3 separate regions of the Mus musculus genome follow, and regions 1 and 3 are each linked to region 2. The links are chromatin loops, found by intact Hi-C in ENCODE. Cell type or tissue: heart. All regions are shown on one strand.

Region 1 (2,500 bases), 180 kb after region 2:
CATGTGGTACAAATATAACTACCAGCATTTTTACCTAGTTATGTGTCTTTAGTTTCTAAAATGGGTACATTTTTCCCCCCAGAGAAACTCACAAACTAAAGACACTCACCTCCTGGCTCACATCACCTGCAGCCTATGTAGGGGGAGAAAAAAAAAAAAAAGAAAGAAAGAAAGAAAGAAAGAAAGAAAGAAAGAAAGAAAGAAAGAAAGAAAGAAAGAAAGAAAGAAAGAGGATCATCAATATAAACATGTAGAGCAGAAAATGTCGCCAACTTTAGACACTTGTGACTTTTTCCCTGGGCTCCTGGTCCAGCAACCACGTGCTGCTTCTAGCCCCTCTTCAACACCTACTGTTTTAGTAATATGAAACGTGGACCAAGATGCAAGGTCATGCTTAAGACCTGTTTACAAAGAGTCAGTGTAACCTTTTTGAATAAATAAGGCCTCTTAAGAACACACCATTTTCATTTTGAAATCCACCTGCTCTAATGTTAAAGCCAAAACAAGGGTTGGGCGGGACGAAGGAAGGCGGAGCTTCTTGCAGTTTCCCTTTCTTGCCTTATGTTTGCTATGCAATTGTATCTATCTGACCAGCTCTACTGATTATGGACTATTTTCCTCCTCAAGTTCTGCATACAAAACAACAGTCCCACCATACTTTCAAGGAAGGAGGTCTTTGTTCTAACGTTAACGTTTTGTTCAGAGAAGCAGGAGGCGGATTTTAAAACTTCCCGCCACTACCTGCTACAAGGTTGCTGTCAGCTCTGCAAAATAGCAAGATCCATTGCACAAGACGAAAAGAGCCTGGCGGCAGGAGTCTCGGGAAGGGGGGTGGTGATTAGAAACAATTGCTTTCGGTATCTGAGTAGCCCTTTACCCTGGGAATTACCAGGCTATTATTTCAATGATACAGCCCCAGAGCACTGAGGAATTTCAGCCTCATTTCTATGTTCTAGGAATACGGAAGGCGGACGGATTCACAAGAATATATAAACAATCATAAGGCTTTTACATTAACACAGTATTTCATTTTATGATTTCACCAAGCAATGAAATAGCATTCCATTTTAGTTGTAAGATACTCGGGGGAGGGGGAGGGGTGGTGGAGGAACACACAAACACCGAGCTTCAACTTATATGTGCGCGGAGACAGGAATTTTGAAGTGAAGGGTTACAGAAGACCTGTAGCCCTTGGTAGCTCGGATCAACTCCCCATGTCTAAAGTGAACTAATCTCACGCCACCCCACCATCCAACGCTGTTAGTAGTTTCTCGGACGCGGCTCTCTAATCACCTTTCCACCTTTAACTAGAGAGTTCCGAGAGTGCCAAATCTCTCAGATCTAAAGTTTCTAATTACAGCGGTGAATCTCTCCCTTCTCTAGGACAGTTTGAAGTCTGCGCCGCCTAATGGCACAGGATTACCATTGCATAGCCATCTGGCATGACAAGAAGTGGAGGAGGGAAGAGGGGGGAAAAAGGAAAAAAAGAAAACGGAAAGAACAAAGGCAAAAAACAAGAGAAAGCCAGGGCTTTCGTTCCCCCAAACGGGATGGTTCTCTGAGAAAAACGGGAGGTAGAGGAGGAAGCTGGCGCTGGAAGTGTGGTTGGGAGAAGAGTTCTCCAATAGGGTAAGCGGAGGAAGGGGGGTGGGGTAGGAAGCGACAGCACAGCGCTATGGCTGTTTGTAATTCAGCATGGAGACACCTCTCAAACGATTCTCTCCCTTAAACAAAACAAGCCAAAAGTGAACTACCAGTTGCATACGAGACCTTCTGAAACCAAACACAGACGGATCGCTACCTTTCCCTCGCCTTCCATTCAGGACATCATAAAATCAAACTAGAAGCCAAAATGATCTTTCAAAAAGATACAAATCTCTGCGGTAGGAAATATGTATTTCGGCAGCTAATATCCCGTCTATCTTCCCATTTCACTTACCTTTCTTTTGGGCATTGTTGCAGCTCTCCGTTGGAGATCCTTAGGCAGGAGGGAAAAAAGCCGAGAGGAGTCTCTGCCTGACCGCTCCGCGAGCGACTGAGTTTTCAATGAACTAATTGCAGCACGATATGTACTCGCGTCCCCCCTCCCCCTAAAAAAAATCTCTCGTTATTGGCAACATTAAACACGCCAAGACGCAACCAAACTACGTGAATGGTTACCCGAAGTGGGAGCCAGGTTGGAGTGACAGGCTGTCAGGCCAATGAGGGGAGGTGGCCGGTTCGGAAGGCGTGGCCCGCGAACTTGCCCGAAGCCCTCGTATGCTGCCGGCTTTGACTGCCTCTAGGGTGCCGGAGTCCACGCACTTAGCAGACGCCTAGTGCTCCAACGTGACCAGCAGGAAATCCAGTTTTCTTGCCTTTTCACCTTTTTTTTTAAGTTAGAACGACAAGCGAAAGCTCAAACAGTTGGTTTTTTTCCCCCCACGATCTCCACCCCCCTTCCTTCTTCGCGCGGGGTGGCGGGCCCTTTTGAGACTGGATTGAGCCAGAAGCTCCAGTC
Region 2 (2,500 bases):
TTTGTAACACAGTCCTAAAGCACAACACAGCACCTCTGAAAACCAACTCACATTCTTCAAAGTTTTGGGGTGAAAATAAGCAAGGCTAGAGCAGGGCAAGGTACCCTTTCCGACACGCTGGGAGGGGGAAGGGGCAGTCCTTCGAACACCGAACAGCAGGCTCGGGGAGCTCTAAGGGCTGAAGGGCCAGGGGCGGTTGGGGGCACAAGGTGGGGAGGGAGTGGAAAAAGAGTTGGGCTAAGTTGAAACGAAAAGTTTACTAACCAGATCCTCGAAGCTTCTTCGGTGCTCTTTCCCTTCCCAGTCTAAGCGGCGCGGAATCAGCTGGGGGCCGGAGGAAAAGAAAAGGGGGGGGGGTGAAGGAAAAGCCTCTGCTCCCCAGCAGCAGCACCCAGCCTGGAGCCTAATCCTAGACCCTTTAACATTTTCATTTCTCCAGTCCCGACAGCTACTGCCGCTGTGCCGGGGGTTGGGGGTGGGGGGGGGCAGGCCAAAGGGAAGGAAATCCTGAAAAAACACCTCCCGCAGGAATAAAAGGCAGCGAGTTTAGACCCCTGCGTTGTCCGCCCCTTCTAAGCAAAGAACCCGATTTACCCCAAGTGACAACAGCCCCAAGTGTCCAGCTCGAAGGCTCCCTCCGGGCCCCTGCCCTCGGCCCCTGACCTACCTTACCCTTCCTCCAGGTTCTCCCCAGCCCTCCCCACCTCTTCCCAAAAGGGGTCCATACCTGATGCTCTTCGAGCTCTTGCACTAGCACCTGGGGAAGAGGGACACAGGGATGTGAAAGCAGATTGGGGCGCCAACCCATTCCTCCCTCCCCACTTCCAACACAGCCGCTGACTGTAGGAGTAATCGCGGCCGGCCTTTCCCTCACCCTCCAACTGCACTGCTCACCCAGTGCCTCAATTTCCCCAATGGGACCATTCCCCAACACTCCCAGATATCCTTTCCCTCTCACCTGAGCGGATTTGTTACAGGGTCCGGACTGCAAGAACCTTGCGATCAGGTAATACAGCTCTAAAGAAGGGGTTGGGGGTGGGGGGAGACGTTGAGAGAGAGGCAAGGAAAAGAGATACAAGCTTTTTAAAAAAAATCTGACAGCAGTCGCGCAAAGCCCCCATCCCTTTTGCCCCCGGCTCAGCTACCCACCGGCTTCGATCTGGGTAGGTGCCGCCGCCATCCTTTTCCCGAGGGGGTTTGGGGGCTTCGCTCAGGAGGGCTGGCGGGGGCGGGTGGGGGCGCTGCCTCTATTGTGGTGAAGCCCCCATGCTTGGGAGTCCCGCCGCTTCCGCCGCACTCTTCGTCCCAGTTTCGGTCTCTCTCGGATTCATCGCATCACGTTTCGACCCATAGATATTCTAGCCCAAGAGCTGAGGAGGCGGAGGAGGAAGGAGAGCAAGAGAGAAGGAGAGGGAGGAGCTGAAGTCGCCGAGGGGTGGGCGGGGGGAGAGGGGTGGGCGGGGGGAAAGGGGTGGAGCCATAGAAAGAAGGAGGGGGGAAAAGGGAAGGGAGCCGCTTGCAAAGCTCCAGGCTGGCCGCCAGAGGCACTAAGGCGGCCGCCTAGTTCCAGCAGCTAAGCCGGCCTGGGGTTGCCTAGTTACTGCCCAGAGAACAAGGAAGAGGTTCTAAATGCAGGCAGACGCTCTGGCAATCTTCGTCAAACTCTGTGGTGGCGTTGGCGTCCTAGAGCTCCGGAGTTGCTTACCCTTCCTGTAAGGGCAATCGGACCCTTTCCGGTGAGGGAACCTCTCTCCAGACATGATCAAGAGAAACTGGCGAGGGACTGACATGATCTAGCTTACCTTGGGTCACCGAACGGATTTGGTTTGTTTGTTCTTTCTCTACCCCAAGAAAAAGTCGCTAGCTACTGCAAGGTTTTGTTTTCAAACAAGGAACAGCATGCCAAAAGAAAGTGCTGCGCCTACCTGATGAGCAAGGGAATAATATTCTTCTAGAAAACTTCTTGTAGTAGTATCAAGTCTCCCCTTGATTCTGATAAACATTGCGCGCGAAGTTTACACTTTAAGGAGGAGGCCGTTTCCCCCTTCTGAAAAGGTCAACAAGCTCTTTCTTCTCAATTCCTGTAGGATAAGTTGGAACGCTGTTTTGAAATTCTGCCAAAACGTTTTTAAAGTTCTTAACTATTCATTGAAATTTGGATAGAAATGATAGTTTGGTTTGGTTTGTCTTTGAAGTGATATTCTCTGACTTGCTGTCACTATGTATCTATCCAAGGCTCCCCTGGAATTCCATGTCAATCTTCCTGCCTCAGCTTCCCTAGTGCTCATGTGGCAGGCATGTGTCGCCACTCCGGTTGACAAAAAGTCTTTTTTCCACTACCTTGAGACTACAATTGTTTTCATGTATAACTTTAACTCTTAGCACAGCGCTGATTTGATCAAAGGATTTGTATAATAATTGACAGTTTGAGGAAACTGGTTCACTTCCCCAATTTCTCTTAGCATCCCGTTCTCAGGATGTTACTTTGAACAGAATTCAT
Region 3 (2,500 bases), 1.0 Mb before region 2:
TATGCTAATATTAAAACTATACTACAGTCACTATTTTTTTTTACATGCAGTAGAAACAGGACCTCTCTTGGTCATCTTTTCATGATCTGCACCTTTCCTCCAGGCTAGCACTTTAATGTACAGCATATCCTGACTAGTGCTGCAAGATTTACTGGATGACATAAAATTGAACCCATCAAAAAACCATTTTTACCTGTACTTCAGGCTTATAGACTAATAGCGCCAAAAGAGCTTAACACGAGCTACAGAACAGTTACCATAACCCATGGTTTATCTTTTTGCTATCTTGGAGTTGAAGAAAAAGCAATTTATTTTATTTTTCTCTAAAGCCAACCCCTGGAAGGAGCAAAAATTACAGCAACATGGAGCTTCTGTGATGGAATTTAAGTAGTGAAAAAGAAAAAGAAAGCCAAATTGTGTTCATGACGTCACCAGGAAGCTTTATTCTTAGCCCCTACTAATTGCCCAAGTGGCCAGACAGGTTTGGCTGATGGACTTTATGGCTTCAGGAATAACCTGAATTTCCTCAAGTGTTAAATTAGAATGCAGCGGGAACAGAAAGCGAGCACAGTTAGTTCGGAGGGTTCGTAGCAATCGCTCAACCTCATCACCAGTCACCTGCAGTCATTAAAGGGCAGTTCGCCAAAAGCAGTTTGTCCACGTACGCTTTGAGAACCTACACCTCCGCCTGGAGCCATAGGCAAACTCCAGTCGCCTCCCCTAGGTCCTGGCACCATTCCCTGTCAATTTCAAAGAGGCCAAAAATTCACTGATAAGGCAGGTGACAGAAATCCTCAACAAGGGGCGGTACGGGCTCAATTATCTCTGTCTGTCCACTGGCTCCTCTGACCCTCCCCACATTCGAGGATGGCAGCGGAGGCGGAGGCGGCGGCCGCAGCGAGGAGGAGGGTGAAAAATAAAAAAAATAAAAAAAAGGCCAACCCCAGGCCGCTGGAGCCTACCCATCCGCATCACAGCTCCCTCGCCCCACGTGCGGGCCCAAAGGGTCAAGCCCCTGGGCGTGTCCCCAGCACCCCTGCCTTCGCCCCCCCCTCCCCAGCCCCCAAGGCCCTGGTAGCATCTTGACCAACAGAAAGGATACTCTCCATGTTCGACATGATCTCTCGAGTTCACCGGGCGGGAGGAGGGGGAGGGGCAGGTAACACGCGGGACAGGGGCTGGACCCGCGAGTTGTGGGTCGCTTGGGCGCGCGGAGGGTGGCGGTTGTAGCGGGTTTCGAGGGATCCTAGCCCACTTCCTGTTTCGGTTTAGAACCCGTGGTGGGTGGAGTCCCACGAGCTAGAGAGGCGGGACTGGGACGACGCCAACATGGCTGCAGTGAGTCGCTTCGGTTAGGATGGCTCTGGTCGCTTGGGGGCGGTGGAGTCCGAGAGCTGAAGCTTAGGTCCCTCCCACTTAGATGCTTCACGTGCGCTCAGGATAACTGCGCTAAACCTGGTCCGGCATCCCACCGGACTTCTAGTTCTTTCTTTTGTCAACCTGGACGCCGCTTAGCCTTCCGCCCACCTCGTACCTCAGATTTCACACAGTCCTGGTCGTCCCTCATCCCTTTCTCTCAGAGCTTAAGTCTTAAAGGGTGAAGACAAAGGTATAGGACTTTTAAAGTACTTTTTAAAAATTCTGACAGTGTAAAAGAACGGCTCGAGGGGTTAGTGTGGTGGGTAATGTTGAGGTTTTTTAAACAATCTTGAACCTTAGAGTTGTAGGGTTGAAGGGGAAGGAGGAAAAGTCCGGCTCTACTTGAGAGGTAATGTTGCTTCGAAATTTTTTCTCATATTAGTTGGTTTAATTTTATTTTTCTTAAGCACAGCTGATGTATGGTCTAAAATTAATATAAAATCTCTATAATGGGTGGGAGCAGTAATGGGGGTGGTCGTAGATAGAGCTTGGCGTATTTTACGTTCCTTTGACTTTCAGAAATGTCCAGAGGTGGATTTATTAGAAGCACTCTCTGGACTTAGGAAAAGAGGGAATTTTAAGCAGATTTGTGGCATTTCAATTTTAGTGTCATAGAAATTACATATATTACTCTGAAAGTTAGTGTAATTGTCGTAATTGCTAAATCTCAGAAGTTTGTCATTTACCTCATTCTTAAATTCAACCTGTGGAATTATGTGCACAATGCCATACACTTTTTATCCTTAGGATTATTTCTTTTTTTTTTTTTTAACAAAACTGGCTTTAAAAGTGAATATTTTATTATTTTGTGTTAATGATAGTTGGTAAAAAGCTTCAGACTGTTTTCTAACTGTCCGTGTTTCATTAAAAGAAAAAGAGAACCCTTGCTCAATACAAAGTTCTGGGAAGTACAGTCTAGAAATCATTTCAATAGGCAGAACCGTGTAAAGGTTATTTTTAGGTTTGCATCTCACTTTATAGTTGGAGAACAAGACTTATGAAACTGAAAGCTTTGGAAATTTCATCAGTTCTCTGTGTGCCTTAAACAGTTGCCTTCATTGCTGGAAAACTACCTTTGGGG

The links. Hi-C counts contacts between places; a loop is a spot of excess contacts. Peaks named below come from ENCODE experiments on the same cell type or tissue, not always from the same donor. Only the 100,000 strongest peaks of a DNase experiment are listed, where the experiment ranks them.
Region 1: a loop joins it to region 2, with 8 times the contacts of the local background. A loop is called at or near these places in 16 of 42 quality-filtered maps.
Region 3: a loop joins it to region 2, with 4 times the contacts of the local background. A loop is called at or near these places in 2 of 42 quality-filtered maps.

What each region holds. Positions count from the first base shown.
Region 1 is chrX:109,011,313-109,013,812 of GRCm38, forward strand. Hmgn5 (high-mobility group nucleosome binding domain 5) reads right to left here and starts at 2,068. Exons shown (of 6, transcript NM_016710.2): 1 at 1,940-2,068; 2 at 110-133. The coding sequence starts at 1,954. In heart, a CTCF peak has its summit at 1,408; DNase peaks (open chromatin) are centred at 1,509, 1,629 and 2,209; H3K4me3 peaks cover 2,253 bases; H3K27ac peaks cover 1,371 bases.
Region 2 is chrX:108,832,950-108,835,449 of GRCm38, forward strand. It overlaps Brwd3 (bromodomain and WD repeat domain containing 3), which reads right to left and starts at 1,397. Exons shown (of 41, transcript NM_001081477.2): 1 at 1,150-1,397; 2 at 959-1,017; 3 at 728-757; 4 at 265-324. The coding sequence starts at 1,180. It overlaps 2810403D21Rik (RIKEN cDNA 2810403D21 gene), which reads left to right and starts at 1,529. Exons shown (of 5, transcript NR_015493.2): 1 at 1,529-1,736. In heart, a CTCF peak has its summit at 1,560; DNase peaks (open chromatin) are centred at 852 and 1,612; H3K4me3 peaks cover 2,437 bases; H3K27ac peaks cover 2,019 bases.
Region 3 is chrX:107,815,033-107,817,532 of GRCm38, forward strand. It overlaps 2610002M06Rik (RIKEN cDNA 2610002M06 gene), which reads right to left and starts at 1,302. Exons shown (of 8, transcript NM_025921.3): 1 at 1,103-1,302. The coding sequence starts at 1,118. Tent5d (terminal nucleotidyltransferase 5D) reads left to right here and starts at 1,445. Exons shown (of 6, transcript NM_001163104.2): 1 at 1,445-1,609. In heart, a CTCF peak has its summit at 1,372; a DNase peak (open chromatin) is centred at 1,289; H3K4me3 peaks cover 1,745 bases; H3K27ac peaks cover 1,239 bases.